2 separate regions of the Homo sapiens genome follow, and region 2 is linked to region 1. A link is a loop called in an ENCODE intact Hi-C map of the cell type or tissue named here. Cell type or tissue: mammary epithelial cell. All regions are shown on one strand.

Region 1 (8,000 bases):
AACACGTCAGTGTCCCCACACAACACGCCATTGCCCCCACAGAACACGCCAGTGTCCCCCACACGACATGCCAGTGTCCCCCACACAACACGCCAGTGTCCCCCACACAACATGCCATTGCCCCCACAGAACATGCCAGTGTCCCCCCGCACGACACGCCAGTGTCCCGTGTACACACCAGTGTCCCCCGCACGACACGCCAGTGTCCCCACACGACACGCCATTGCCCCCACACAACACGCCAGTGTCCCCCACACAACATGCCATTGCCCCCACAGAAAATGCCAGTGTCCCCCCGCACGACACGCCAGTGTCCCGTGTACACACCAGTGTCCCCCACACGACACGCCAGTGTCCCCACACAACACACCATTGCCCCCACAGAACACGCCAGTGTCCCCCACACGACATGCCAGTGTCCCCTGCACAACACGCCAGTGTCCCCCACACAACACATGCCAGTGTCCCCCAGACATGCTAGAGTTCCACTGACAGCACGCCAGCACCTGCCCCCACCAGCAGACATTTCTCTCCCGTGCTCATCCCTCTCACCTTTCAGAGGGTGTTTCTCATCTTCCTGTTGTAACCTTTCACTATTTTCTTGTTTTAATATCCTTTTATTCTATGTAGTTTTAACATTAGGCTATAAGAAAATTAAAAAAAAAAAAAAACACCTGGGCCAGGCACGGTGGCTCACGCCTGTAATCCCAGCACTTTGGGAGGCCGAGGCGGGTAGATCACGAGGTCAGGAGATCGAGACCATCCTGGCCAACATGGTGAAACCCTGTCTCTACTAAAAATACAAAAAATAAGCTGGGTGTGGTGGCGGGCACCTGTAATCTCAGCTACTCCGGAGACTTAGGCAGGAGAATCACTTGAACCCAGGAGGTGGAGGTTGCAGTGAGCTGGTATCATGCCACTGCGCTTCAGCGCAGGCAACAGAGTGAGACTCCATCTCAAAAAAACAAAAAACTCCCCAAAATAGAATGTATTTAATAAAAATGTAAGGCTACCACTCCACAAGGTAGATAGTAGCAGGTGCTGTTACTATCCGAGGTGGGAGGATCACTTGAGGCCAGAAGTTTGAGACCAGCCTGGGCAACATAGTGAGACCCCCTGCCCCGCGTCTCTACAAAAAATAATAAAAAAATAGCTGGGTGTGGTGCTGCATGCCTGTAGTCCTAGCTACTCTGGAGGCTGAGGCAGGAGGATGGCATGAGTCCAGGAGTTCGAAGCTGCAGTGAGCTGTGATCACACAGCTGCACTCCAGCCTGGATGACAAATCTGTGGAGTCCTATTTAGGGCAAAGGAGTCAGGCTGGCGGGACTGAGGGAGTTAAAGATAAAGCAGATAAGTTACCGGCCTACCTTTCTTCATGGTCCAGGACACATAGCCCTCCAGTGCAGATAACGTACATTACCCACAATCCTCCTGCACCCAACTTAACATCAAACACTTCCGTTTATCATCAGACACCTTGGCTGATAGAAAAATGCACGTTAGCTCCTTGCAGCCCTGGCGTTATCAGTATTGTGCGCAGCCCTATGTAGCCGAAACCATCCTATAAAATCTCCAGGAGCCTTTGTCTCTGGCAGTCAGCTCCTCCTCCGCTGATCTGCCCGTTGCCTCCTAACAACGTGTTTTCATTCTTCCTCGCGTAAATCTGCCTTTCTTTACCTACAGCTGTCTTGGTAAATTCTTTTACCCCTGCATGCCACTGGCTCAAATGGTTGTCGCCCACCTGCGACAAGTGAGACCCTGACTGTAAAAAAAAAAAAAAAAAAAAAAGGTGGAGTGGGACTTAGAGCCACTGTGTCCTCCTGGTACCCGGTGGGATATCCCTCTTTCTCATCTAATTGTCACAATAGCTCTATGAGGCAGGTATTCCATCTTTTGTTAGAGTTGAAGACACTGAGGCATAGACGGGTCAACTGACTTCTCCCACATCACGTGGCAGGGATTAGAAGCCAGCAGTGTCTGGTGTCTGAGTTCCTGCCTCTGATGTGTGAGTGATACCTGTTTCTGCCTCCTAAGTTAGGCAGTCTAGGGTAAGGGAGGGGACCCGCCACCTTCAAGCAGTTTATGTTGTCTGGTTTTGCTTTGTGAAAGGCCGAGTGACTACTTCACCTTGCAGGCTGTTCTGGAGGAACCAGGCAACTCCACTCCCTGGCCCTGCTGCAGGGCAGAGTGAGCCAGTCTCTCTCGCTGCAGCCTCGCCTCAAATGGTCCCATTTCAGTTTTACAGCCCGCTTCTCATCACACTGACAGCTCATATCTCATACAGGGCATAGCTGTTATTAGAGGGCTGAGAAGGGGTGAGTGAGCCCAAAGCAGGCCTTTTCTCGTTTCCGTGGAATTCGTCTCAGGGGAGAGGCTCTCCTGTTGCAGTTGAAAGCATTGTCTCGGTGCCATAGAAACTGCTCAGAACCCTGAAATCTCTTCCTAATGCCCAGATTCAGAAGATAGGGCCAAGACCAGAACGGCAAAGACCCCACTCAGTAATGCTTGGGACAGTCAACAATTCCAGTTTTTACTGTGATAATCACAAAGGGAGACTAAACTGTTGACAGATAAGAGAGAGTTTGGGATGTCACAGAGGAAGCAGGTTGGGTCTAAGGCGACTGTGTTTGGGACAGGCAGCGTAGACCTGTGCTTCTCGTGCCATGTCTGAGACCTGTGTCACTGGACGTCTTTGCCTTCCAAGCCTCTGATGGTAAAGGCTGTAGCAGTGGTTGGCGGCTTTGCTGTTCACTGGAATCACATGCGGAGCTTTAAAAAATTCTGAGGCCGGGTTCCCACTGCAGGGGTCTGAACTAGTTGGCCTGAGGTGTGCCGGGGCAGTGGAGATTTAAAGCTCCCACATGACTGATGTTCACCAAAGTTCCCTTTCTGAACCTCTGGGATATGGGAGCAAGCTGCCTTACCTTTTCCCAGCTGGAACTTTCTGGTTTTCAGAGGTGTGGGAGGCAAGCTGAAGAGTGTCAATTCTTTTCTTTTTTTTTTTTTTAATTTTTTTGGAGATAGAGTCTTGCTCTGTTGCCCAGGCTGGAGTGCAATGGCGTGATCTCGGCTCATTGCAACCTCCACCTCCCGGGTTCAAGCAATTCTCCTGCCTCAGCCTCCTGAGTAGCTGCGATTACAGGTGCATGCTGCCACACCCAGCTAATTTTTTGTATTTAGTAGAGATGGGGGTTTCACCGTGTTGCCCAGGCTGGTTTCGAACTCCTGAACTCAGGCAATCCACCCGCCTTGGCCTCCCAAAGTGCTGGAATTATAGGCGGGAGCCACCACGCCTGGCCAAGTGTCAATTCTTATACTACACAAGTTCATGCTGCCTAAATGATCTTTTAAATAGTACCACTTCATGTTGAGTACAGATGAATCCAGAGATCAACTCTTTATCATTTGGCTCAGTAAATACAGTTGGAGTGCCCGCCCAGTCCACGAGAAGTGATTAGCAAATTTAATTCCACGTGTCTCCTTTAAAAGGCGCCACACCTCTCCGTGTCCAGAGTGTTTGGGCTGATGCTTGGTAAGTACCAGGTGGATCTTGGAATCCCTGTGGGACTTTGCAACGTGCTTGAGCCACTTCCACCTTTCGTACACTAGATGGCGCAAGAGGACCGCCGAGCTGACCTGGGTACTGCGGCTCGGTCAAGTCAGGCAGCAGAGAGTGGTTTTCCCAAATATTAGTAGCATCCAAACAAGGCAGAAGCAACTCTCCGTGTTTCCCCTGGAAGAAAATGCCAACGTTCACATTCTCCTTTGGGCGGATAAACACCACTTCAAGGTGATAGCTGCTCGGGAAGGGACCTGGCCAGGTGGGGCAGGGGCTGGAGAGGGCAGTGGTGGCTCAGATGTAATGGCGAGAGGAGGAGGGGGTGAGACCGTGCAGGAACCATCCTGGCTCTGCCCACAGAGGAGCCACAAATAAAGGCATATATTTAGCCCTTACTTTTGAGAAGGAGAGAACTTTTCACACCGGGTAGCAGGTTTCAATTTCTATCCTAATTGATAGCAGGTAGACTCAGGCTGTTTCAGGCAGGCCAAAAGAAGGATTTTTTTTTTTTGAGACAGAGTTTCACTCTTGTTGCTCAGGCTGGAGTGCAATGGGGCGATCTCTGCTCACTGCAACCTCTGCACCCCAGGTTCAAGCAATTCTCCTGCCTCAGCCTCCGAGTAGCTGGAATTACAGGCATGCGCCAAGAGCTGGACTTACAGGCATGCACCACCATGCCTGGCTGATTTTTTTATTTTTAGTAGAGATGGGGCTGGTCTCGAACTCCAGGCCTCAGGTGATCCACCTGCCTCGGACTCCCAAAGTGCTAGGAAGTTGCTGGGATTACAGGTGTGAACCACTGTGCCTGGCCAGAAGGATGGCTTTTAAGGAGTTGAAACTGACCACCCACACAAACAGAGGGACGGATCCTGTGACTCCTAGCTTCTCATCTGCCAGGTGTTTCTAGAATAACGTGAAGTATTTTGTGGTGAGGTGGAAAGAATCCATTTCTGCTGACCGAGGGGAGGCCTGGCCCATCTTTGTTAGAGGTGCATGACTGATCAGAGGTTGGGGCCTCAAGGTAGAGTGAAAAAAACCATCAGGGTGCGCTTGAGCTTCTCTGTCCACAGGATACTGAGACACTGTAGATCCCCAAATGGCTGGTGATGTGGACTGACTCAGTACAACATCACATGATGACTTGACGCTGATGGCCTCACTTGAAATGATTTCTTTGGTCAGCTGGACTTTATCAGAAGCTCTGTCATCTGGTCTTATGTGTAGACAAATTCAACTTGTGAACCGGGAAGCTGCTATAATGCTTTTCTCCCTCCTGATACCCTTCTCCTCCCCAGCCCCGTGCTATTGATACACATTCTGGCTTTGTGTTGAGTGGAAGTTTGTTTTCTCTTTGGCATGTTGATCTACAGAGTGCTACCAAGACCTCGATGAGGCCAATATTCAATATCACTATATTGAAGGTTTTTTTTTTTTTAATTGGAGGAGTAGAGAAAGGTATACATTACTGTTTATCTGATTGGAGTTGCCTCACTGGTGATGGTGATTATGTATATGGAATGCAGATATTATTTAAGAGAACTCAGGTTGGGGCCAAGCATGGTGACTCATGCCTGTAATTCCAGCACTTTGGGAGGCTGAGGTGGGCGTATCACTTGAGGCCAGGAGTTCCAGATCAGCCTGGCCAACACAGCAAAACCCCATCTCTACTGAAAAAATACAAAAATTAGCCAGGCTTGGTGGCACATGCCTGTAATGCTAGCTACTCAGGAGGCCAAGGCATGAGAATCACTTGAATCTGGAAGGCCCAGGTTGTAGTGAGCCTAGATCATGCCGCTGTACTGCAGTCTGGGCGCCAGAGCAAGACTTTGCCTCAAAAAAAAAAAAAAAAAAAAAAAGAGTAAGCCAGGCGAGGTGGCTCATGCCTGTAATCCCAGCACTTTGGGAGGCTGAGGCAGGCAGATCACCTGAGGTCAGGAGTTCGAGACCAGCCTGACCAATGTGGAGAAACCCCGTCTCTACTAAAAATACAAAATTAGCAGGGCACGGTGGCTCACGCCTATAATCCCAGCTACTCGGGAGGCCGAGACAGGAGAATTGCTTGAACCTGGGAGGCGGAGGTTACGGTGAGCTGAGATCGCGCCATTGCACTCCAGCCTGGGCAAAAAGAGTGAAACTCCGTCTCAAAAAAAAAAAAAAAGTATTCAGGTTGGAATAACAAGTTTTTTTTGTTTTGTTTTGAGACAGTTTCGTGCTCTGTCACCCAGGCTGGAGTGCAGCAGTGGCATAATCTCAGCTCACTACAACCTCCACTTCCTGGGTTCAAGTGATTCTCCTGCCTCAGCCTCCTAAGTAGCTGGGGTTACAGGCGTGCACTACGCCACCACTCCCAGCTAATTTTTTTGTATTTTTTTTAGTAGAGCTGGGTTGTGCCATGTTAGCCAGGCTGGTCTTGAACTTCTGACCTTAGGTGATCCAACCGCCTCGGCCTCCCAAAGTGCTGGGATTACAGGTGTGAGCCACCCACACCTGGCCACAAGTGATTTTTGATGGTTGTGGTTCAATGTTAAGAGTAGGTGGCCACCATGTAGTCTAGGCAGGGAGTCTTGACTCACAACCATGGCAGCAGTCGTGCGAGAGGAGAAATACTGTGTCTCTGTATTAGAAGGCAGTGTCTCTGATACCAGCAGGAGAAAAGTACTGGCAGGGGGCAACTGCTAGGATCTATCTTCTTTCTTTTATAGGTCACCAGGGCAAAAGTCTATAAAGGAGGCCACTACCACCAAAAAATGTCCCCCAGGAAGCTAAATAAGTGCTTTCAGCTTTGTTGATTGGGGCTGTTTGCCTTAGAACCCTGCTCCTCACAGGGTGATCTGCAGAGCACATCAGCAGCACCTGGGAGCCTATTAGAAATTCAGGATCTTGGCCGGGCGTGGTGGCTCACACCTGTAATCCCAGCACTCTGAGAGGCAGAGGATCACCTGAGGTCAGGAGTTCAAGATCAGCCTGGCCAACATGGGGAAACCCTGTCTCTACTGAAAACACAAAAATTAGCTGGGTGTGGTAATGGCACCTATAATCCCAGCTACCTGGGGAGGCTAAGCCAGATCACTTGAGGTCAGGAGAATCGCTTGAACCCGGGAGGTGGAGGTTGCAGTGAGCCGAGATCGTGCCACTGCACTCTAGCCTGTGTGACAGAGCGAGACTCCATCTCAAACAAACAAACACACACAGACACACACACACACAAATGAAAAGAAATTCAGGATCTCAGGCCCTGCCCTGGACCCACTGAATCAGAATCTGCATTGGAACAAGATTCCCGTGTACGTGAAAGTTAGGAAAACAGTGTCTTCGAGGTGTGACCGACTCCAGACATCGAGCCAGTTGGGCGGTTTATGACCTGTCTTCTGGGCTGTCCATTGGCAATCCCTTTAGCCCTGTCCTGGTTCACCCTTCCTTGACACGAGGTGCCAGTGGAGATGGCTCATTTACAGAAAGTGAGGCGGGGCTGGGGTTCTGCTCAGAGGACCCACGAGGCCCGATTATCAGCACAATGACCATGGTTTTGCCCCTTTTACTTTGGGGCATGGCAGTTGCCAAAGACTTCTTGAAGTGGGAGGCAGCTGGACAGAAAGCCACCAGCCCCTTACTCACACCACATGCTGGGGAGCCTCTGCGCCGTGGGGCTGCGGACCTCCAGCCTAAATCACTCACATTTGTGAGTTTTTCATTCACCGGGAAAAATAGATCCCAGTGCAGCAGTGTGGTTACAAAATCGCCGAGCTCCACAGGTGCATTAGGACTGGTGCACCCTGAGTGGAGGGGTCCCAGGATGTTCAGACTGGACCGTGGCATTGACTTAGCATTTCCAGGTGCCAGCACAGTACGACAGGCTGCCAGCCCTGAATCAGTTTCATCCTCAGTGGCTACAATAGTCTCCCCCAACAGATGGGGAAAGTCCAGCTCAGTCAGTCAGTCCAGCTTATTTTTATTAGCTAGCAAAGTCCCTTCCTTGTCCAAGGTTCGTGGCTGGTATAGACAGACCAGCTCTGGGTCCTGGTCTGCTGGATACCATGTGGGCACTTGGTACCCTCTCAGCCTTGAGAGACAGGGTCCTGCTCTTTTGCCCAGGCTGGAGTGCAACGGCCAATCATGGCTCACTGCAGCCTCAAATTCGTGAGCTCAAGCAACCATCCTGCCTCCGTCTCCTGAGCAGTTGGAACTACAGGCACGCACCACCACACCTGGCTAATTCTAAAAATATTTTGTAGAGACGGGGGTCTCACCATGTTGCCCAGACTGGTCTCAAACTCTAGGCCTCAAGTGATCCTCCCACCTTTGTCTCTCAAAATGCTGGGATTACAGGCATGAGCCACTGTGCCCAGTTACCACCCAGCCTCTTTCCAGTCGTTTCCCCTGGCTGCTCTCTGATTCCCCACAGCACTGAGGTCAAGGTTGAGTTTCACTGGAATCTTAAAGA
Region 2 (8,000 bases), 410 kb after region 1:
AGAAGGAGGCCATTAAACTCCTGTTGCTTAAATAACCATTATCCTGGAATAAACAATCATTCCAGAATGAAAGCAAAATAAGAGAAGATTTCAAACAAATATTAGATGAATTTACTGCTACTAGATCCTCACTGAAATAACTCTAATGAGTGTATTATACTTAGGGAAAAGTAACACAGTAAGAATGGGAAATACAGGGGAAACTGTAGATGAGGCTGTAAGAGGAACAGGCGAATTGTTAAGGGCCATCCCATTTGGGATTTCAACTTGATCTTTATAGCAAAGACTATAGAATGTTTTTAATTGTGGAAGAGTCAGTCGCACTGCTCACTGAATAATGGTTGGCAGGCAGTGAGATAAGGAGGAAGAAAGACTGGTTAAGTGGATGTAAAGGTTATCCATGCAGGAAATGATGATGACATCTCCCAGGCAGTGGAGATGGATTCTAGAGGTGTGGAGTCAGACCCAGAGGGTTTACAGATATTGTCAGGATGACTGGATAAGAGGGTTGAGGCTATGACAGTTGTAAGGATGACTCAAGTCTTTCCCTTGAGTTCTTGGTGGTAGCATTTACTGGATTGAGAAGAAGAAAGGGTTTGGAGGAAGTGGTTCGCTTTTGAACACATTGAATTTCAGAGGCTTGTAAGACAGGCAAGCAGAGATGGGCTTCATAAAACCCCAATAAGTTGGTGTTATTAGATGATTTAGAATGCTTCAGTATGCTGGTTGTATGGTGACCCCTCTCTCTCTTAAATTATATTCTTCCAACTACTAGTGAAGTTCACAACTTTCATTTGTTTATCAGCCATTCTGGTTTGCTGTTTTGTCAATTGCCCATGAACTGCCTTTGCCAGATGCTGTAGATTGTTTATTTAGCCAACACTTTTCTCCTTTCATTTTTGTGAAAAGTGACCCAATTTAGTTAAAGTGTGAAGAGACAATGTGCTAAGAAAGGAAGACAGGTCTTCCTCATTGTGGATGAACAATGATTGATGGTCATCAGACTCATTTATTTTATTTTATTTTATTTTTTAATTGACAAATAATAATTGTACATATCCATGAGGCACATGGTGATGTTTCAATGCATATAATATATAATCATCAGATCAGGGTAATTAGCATATCCATCATCTCAAACAGTTATCATTTCTTTGTGTTGGTAACATTCAATATCCTCCTTCTAGTTATTTGAAACTGTATATTATTGTCAACAATAGTCATCCTACAGGGGTATAGAACACTAGAACTTATTTCTCCTATCTAGCCATAATTTTGTGTCCTTCAACAAATCTCTCCCTATTCCTTGCTTCCCCAGACCTATTTCTGACCAAGAAGACCTAAGAGAAAGTCTCTTTTGTAGCTATTTGTGTTGCTCACGTCTTCTCCAGTATTTGGCTTCTAGATTTCACTCTGTTTATGGTGCCACACAGAGATTTCAAATTTTAATATAGCAAAAAAGTGTATCACTCTTTTCTTTGTTATGTGTCATTTCTGTGCCTTGGTTTAGAAATGCTTCTCTGCCTTGGAGTTCTAAAACAAATCTCTATTTTTCTTCCATAAATGTTAAATTTAGAAAACCTTTTCAAATTCATCTGGAATTTATTTTTTTGTAACTGGAATGAAAGAAAGTTGTTTTTTTCCAAATGGATAGTCAGTCAACCCAGAACCATTTTTTGAATAGTTCATTCTTTCCCCACTGGTTTATATGACCTTCTGCCATATGTGAAATGCACATGCATATGTTGGTCTGTTGTTAATCTCTCTAATCAGTTCATCTGAGCTATTCCTTTACCTCTATTTCTTTGCTCTGATAAGTTGTAGGTTCTCTTGAATTTTCTAAGTAAATAATCATATAGCCTACAAATAATGACAATTTTATTTCTTCCTTTCTGATGATTATATCAATTATTTTTTTGCCATGCCATGTCATGCTGGCTAGGATCTCTGGAACAATGTCATTTAGTTTTATTTTTTTTAATAGAGATGAAGTCTCCCTATATTACCCAGTCTGGTCTTGAACCGATGAGCTCAAGTGATCTTCTCATCTTGACCTTCTGGTACAATGTTAAATAGAAGAAGCTAGAGTAGGCATTCTCGTTTTGTTCCTGACTTGCTTTGTTGCCTTTAGGAGAATGCTTCTAATTCTTGACTATTTTGTATAATTTGGATAGATTCCATCCATCATATTAAGTGAATTCTTTCCATTCTTAACTTGTTTAGGATACTTGTTTTGTTACCATGCAAGACGTTGAATTTTGCCTTTGTGCTTTTTTTGCATCTATTGTGGTGATCATATAGCTTTTCTCCTGTAATGGGCTGTGAATTATATTTGGAGATTTTTCTAATGTTAACCTAATCCTGTATTGCTGAGATAAATCATACATGGCCATCATGTATTTATTTAAGTCTTATGGATTTAGGTTACCAATATTTTATTTAGGATTTTTGCATTTCTAGTCATAAGATAGATTGATTATTAGCCTATAGTAAATTTTTCTTTTAATGTCCTTGTTTTGGTTCCTAGGTTATATCAGTGTCATAAATTGAGGTAGGGAGCTTTCCCTGGAATAATTTGTGTGAAAGAGAACAGTTTGTGGAATATACCTGCAACGTTATTTGGTTCTTCACACTCTGTCTTTAGTGTTAAGGACAGGATGGGCCAAGGAACCTGCTGTATTATCAGTGGAGGCTTGGTCCTCAATCCACAGCTGATCTTCTGTCTTTGGGATCTAGGCTGGGCTATGAGGATCCCATTTTTCACTTTTTTGCAGATGCTCTTGGCCTTGGGCTCCATTGCCCCATCAAGGCCCAATCAAACACAGACTTAAGACCATTTCATTGTTCTGGTTGAAGGATTTTCAAGAAACCAAGTAACTAAAGTGAGAGGTAACCTAAAGAACATACATGGACGTAAGAGATTTTGATGTGTATTTTCTACCAACCCCAGTAGGGAAATTGGAAGCTTCTACCATAGTTATAAGATGTAATTAACCTGCTGAATAAAACCTTGTCTTCATTTTTCCCTGGGTTTCCATTTTGCAGAAAATTTGGGAAAAAAATCCAATTTTCAGAGCCTATTAAAAAAAAAAAACTAAGTCACGTATTCATTTTTTTTTATCTTGGGAAAAAATGTCTCTATCAGAATTCAGGCTCTCACGGGCATAGGCCCTGTTTATTCCTCTTTGAATTCCTAACATCGAGCACAATGTCTGGTGTGGCACAGGTACTTAGTAAGCGACTGTGTGTTTGAGGATGTTTGTTGTCCAAATTACTTACAACATTGATGTCAAAATCAGGCCAGGCAATGAATATCCTATTTTCAAGGGAGAAAACTAATTTTATTTCTGTTTGAAACTGAAAGTTCTTAAACAAACAAGCAAAATGATGAAAAATTAAGGTGATTGAGAACATTGTTAATACATACTATTTTATCACTTACGCAATATGTAAGCTTCTAATATTAAATGCTCTTTGCTTGTATTCACTGCCTGCATTTCTTATCTTGGCCTTTTGGTGTCATTCTGAGATTAATCTGAAAAGCATATTAAGCAAGGGTGAAATTATTTCCCTGGCTTTGGGTCTTTCTTCCGTCTCTGATTTGAAGTGAAGCTTATTGTGCCCGAAGTGAAGTTTATTTTGCCCGCAGTGAAGCTTACATAACTATCTTTTTCAATGTTGTCCTAACTTTGTGCCTTATGTGATTGGGAAACTTTTAAGTGTAGAGAGCACCAGTGGTAGTAAAATAAGCCCTTTTTTATAGGTAGTCTAGAAAGAGCTTTTTCTGAAATACTTTTTATTACCATGTATGAGAAATTTTAGTGAAAGCAAAACCAAGGTTCTTAAGCCATACTGGGATCTGATTTGTTTTCAATGATCTGTGAAATAGAGGTAACCGCTTTCCATGGGGCTGCAGAGATGATGAACCTCCTAATGCTTCGTCTTTCTGTTCTGCACATGGTCTGGTCACCTATGAATAAGTATGAAAATGCTTCGGACTTGAAGCCCATCGCCAATCCCAGTGCCAGACGTGTGTTTGCTCTTCCCGTTCAACTTGCAAAAGATTACGTGTCTCAACAACTTTTCTCTTTTCCATCATTAATTATGTTTTTCCTTCATTCATCATTTTAAGGCATATGCTTAATAAGATAGACTTTTTTATGCTGTAATAAATAAATTCATAAACAAATAAAATATAAATATTGACCTATAGGGTCACAAGTGAGAAGCAAAAGTTATGAACTCATTGTATTTGGCTGTTATTATGTACACTGTGTATATACCCATTACTATATACCCCGGAAGTTCACAGTTCCTCATTCCTGTAGGCTGCATTCATTCTCAGGAAGGGGAGCTGGACTTGTCTCCTGAATCTTTAAACAACAACACAATCTGAGATAATCATTGTATTAACTCTATTGCTCATGGTATGTCTGCCACTTGCTGGGTACTTGAGTGGTTCAACTTCAAATTTTGTGGCTACAAAGACACAGGAGATCCATTTCTCAAAATATTCCATTTTAATTCTGATCCTATCTGAGCAATATAATAAAGTTTTAAAATAAACTTTCTTAGAAAATTATTTTTTTAATGTAAGCCAAATTAAAATTTCATCCTGCAATTGGCTGCTTTCCATGATGTGAGGTCAATGAGTTTAGTTAAGAACTGTGATGGATCTGAGATCTTCCCCATACTTAGAAGCTAATGAGTTGGCCTGCCACATGCCATGGATGCTGGCAGATGGTGTGAGACCATTATATCAGAGACAAAGGCCTCTATTCCTTTCAGCGCAACAGGCAGCATGAGCATTACTGTGTTGGTTCTCCTTGCCCCCCTAGTCCCATGGTCATGGTACAATGGGGCCTAGATTTTGCTTACACAATCAGTGGGTGGGAACTTTGTACTTAGGGAACCCAAGTCTCATATAATGGGCAGTAAGCATGCCTGCTCTTCATTCCAGAGGGAGGTATTATCTCTATGTTCCAAAGCTGTTTTTCTATACAGACATCCTTGACAAGGTAGTCCAGAACAAAGGCTGGTCAGTGACTCATTTGCAAGATGTGTCATTGAACAATAGGGTAGAATATGCTTTCAGAGCTGTCCTGCCCTAAGGGGAGAAAAGCTGAGTATTTGTCCTCCAACTCCCACTCATTCTGGGCTGAGAGCTGCTCCAGGGACATTAACTTTCCAGCACCTCCAGCCTCCCAGTGGTACACTGTAAGGGTGAATTCCATGAGGGAGGAGGTTGGGAGTTGTCTGTGTTTATATAGCAGGTAAAGAGTATCGCGTCTGACTGTGATATGGACCGTGAGTGCGTGGGGACACTGTTGTAACACTGATGCTATCTGCCACACTCCCCAGTTTTAGTCTCCTCCCCTCTGTTGCAGTAAGAGAAGGACATGACATTTGGGAGGGGCCAGGGATGGAATGATATGGTTTGCATTTGTGTCCCTGCCCAACTCCTATGTCAAATTGTAATCCCCAGTGCTGGAGGTGGGGCCTGGTGGGAGGTGATCGGATCGTGGGAGCAGTTTCTCATGGTTTAGCACAATCTTCTAGGTGCTATTCTCGTGATAGTGAGTGCGGGAATTATGAGATCCTGTGGTTTAAAAGTGTGTAGCACCTCTGCCTTCTCTCTCTTCTTCCTCCTTTGGCCATGCAAAGTACCTTGTTTCCCCTGTGGCTTCCACCATTGTTGTAAGTTTCCTGAGGCCTCCCAAGAATCAGAAGCTTCTATGATTCCTGTACAGCCGGCAGAACCATTAGCCAGTTAAACCTCTTTTCTTTATAAATTACCCAGTCTCAGATATTTCTTTATAGCAGTGTGAGAACAAACTAAGATACCCTCCCAATATCACACATATCTTTTTCCCCTTTAAATCCACTGTTGATTTGTTTGGTCTATCAGAAATGCCCATAGACCTTACATAGCCTGGGTGATATTTTCAAATTTTCTTCATGTCATTCCTCTTAACTAGCTCACTGTCCAACTGCATACCTGTAAGAGAGTGGGCAGGGGGAAGGAGCAAAATACCAAATTCAAAGAAGTCAACTTAGCTACTTATTAATATCTGTGAAAATATTAAGAGCAAAAAATGGGAACTAATTGCTCACATTTGTGTTTTAAAATAACTGTGTCTTTTGTTCCCAATCTCCGTGACCTAAGCCTTGGAAAATCAAGAGTTGGTCCTCAATCAGAGTGTGTCAACAATTATTTTAAGAACAAATTGAGGAAATGTAGGCACAAGTCTTTCATCACCTTTTCACCATGGTTAGATGTATTTGCTCCCTCTCTGACAGTCCCTTCACTTTCAAGCTCTCCAACTGCTTTAGAATCCAGGGTGAAAAATGAAACTTAGTTCCTGCTTTTAAGAAAATGAGAGAATGCACATGACATATTGACAGGTACATTTCCTGGGAGCATAAAAGTATTGAGGATTTTGAGGGAAAAAAACATGCAATCTTGGCCAGTGAGAAGTCCACTAATTCAGAATCGGGGATAAATTTAAAATGCTGGTGAAGTGCATTTATATATTAGGGCTTGAAGCGGGGGAAGGGTTTGCCAAGCAAATTAAAAGTATAAACAAGGGAAATATTTAGTCTTCTTAAGGTTGGAGGCCAACAAAGGTTTCTAAACACATGTAAAACCATTTTGTATTTAAATGCTTCTGTGAATCAGGGAGTGTTCTAATTCCTAATGACTTAAAAATATCTATTATTGAAACCCTTAAAAAATTCTCTGAGACATTCTGCTCTCTCCCTTCCTGAGGCCCTGTCATCCTTGTTACCATATGAACTTGAAATTAAGTTGAATTTGTTTCTGTACTTCAGACTTTTCCAAAACTTTCTGCCCAATTAGGGAAAATTAATGAGGTTTACTGCACTTGGTGTTGATAATCCGTCACCAGCAGACAGTCAGACTTTGTTTCTCCCAAGTTAGTGTTTGAAAGCAGAGAGTTGTTTTTTTAACTTTCCCAAAGTTTAAGGAAACACAATTCTAAGAAGATTGTTTTTTTATTATTCCAAGTGTCCACCACCTTCTCTTTTTTAGTTTGCTTTCTTCGTGCTTTCCTGATGGGCTCTGAGTCTTCCACCTATAAACCAAAAATAAAATTTGAAGTCCCCTCAACTGATTGAATGGATATTCTCTTGGCTAAGAGGGCTCCAGAGTAACCTTGAAAACTGAGTTCTCATCCACGAGGGGATGGGAGGTTGGACATGCCTCATTATACCTCTATGATGGTTAATATTGAGTGTCAACTTGATTGGATTAAAGGATGTAAAGTATTGATCCTGGGTGTGTCTGTGAGGGTGTTGCCAAAGGAGACTAATATTTGAGTCAGTGGACTGGGAAAAGCAGACCCAGACCCTCAATCTGGGTGGGCACCATCTAATCAGCTGCCAGCGCAGCCAGGATAAAAGCAGGCAGGAAAACATGGAAGGACAAGACTGGCTGAGTCTTCCTGCCTTCATCTTTCTGCCATGCTGGATGCTTCCTGCCCTTGAACATCTGACTCCAAGTTCTTCAACGTTGGGACCCTTGGACCTTCAATCACAGACTGAAGGCTGCACTGTCGGCTTCCCTACTTTTGAGATTTTGGGACAGACAGGCTTCCTTGCTCCTCAGCTTGCAGACAACTTATTGTGGGACCTCACCTTGTGATCGTGTGAGTCAATACTCCTTAGTAAACTCCCCTTTATGTATACATCTATCCTATTAGTTCTGTCCCTCTAGAGAACTCTGACTAATACAGCCCCCTCCCTCACTCACCAAAATTAGGCTTCCTTCCCTAAGGGCTAAACAGAAACAAGCCCTTTCAAAAGACTCCACCACTGACATCAAGCAGCTGCAATGCTCCTTCCCTTTTGCCTGATAAGAGATCACCAACCATGAAATGATGCTGGATAATCTATAAAGAATGTGCAGTAAGGGTTTGCATGTCCTCTGCTTCATGTTTAGACTTCAAAGGACTGGAAATTCCACCCTCGGATCATGCTAG

What was found. A loop is a pair of places that touch in the nucleus more often than their neighbours do. Peaks named below come from ENCODE experiments on the same cell type or tissue, not always from the same donor. Only the 100,000 strongest peaks of a DNase experiment are listed, where the experiment ranks them.
Region 2: a loop joins it to region 1, with 5 times the contacts of the local background. A loop is called at or near these places in 2 of 110 quality-filtered maps.

What each region holds. Positions count from the first base shown.
Region 1 is chr21:36,024,258-36,032,257 of GRCh38, reverse strand. No RefSeq gene overlaps it. Among named protein-coding and RNA genes, the nearest start is that of LINC01436, 23 kb to the right of the region's middle. In mammary epithelial cell, a CTCF peak has its summit at 3,601 (motif pointing right); a DNase peak (open chromatin) is centred at 3,607.
Region 2 is chr21:35,611,856-35,619,855 of GRCh38, reverse strand. No RefSeq gene overlaps it. Among named protein-coding and RNA genes, the nearest start is that of MIR802, 100 kb to the left of the region's middle. In mammary epithelial cell, CTCF peaks have their summits at 3,517 and 5,179; DNase peaks (open chromatin) are centred at 475, 5,155 and 7,795; H3K27ac peaks cover 3,889 bases.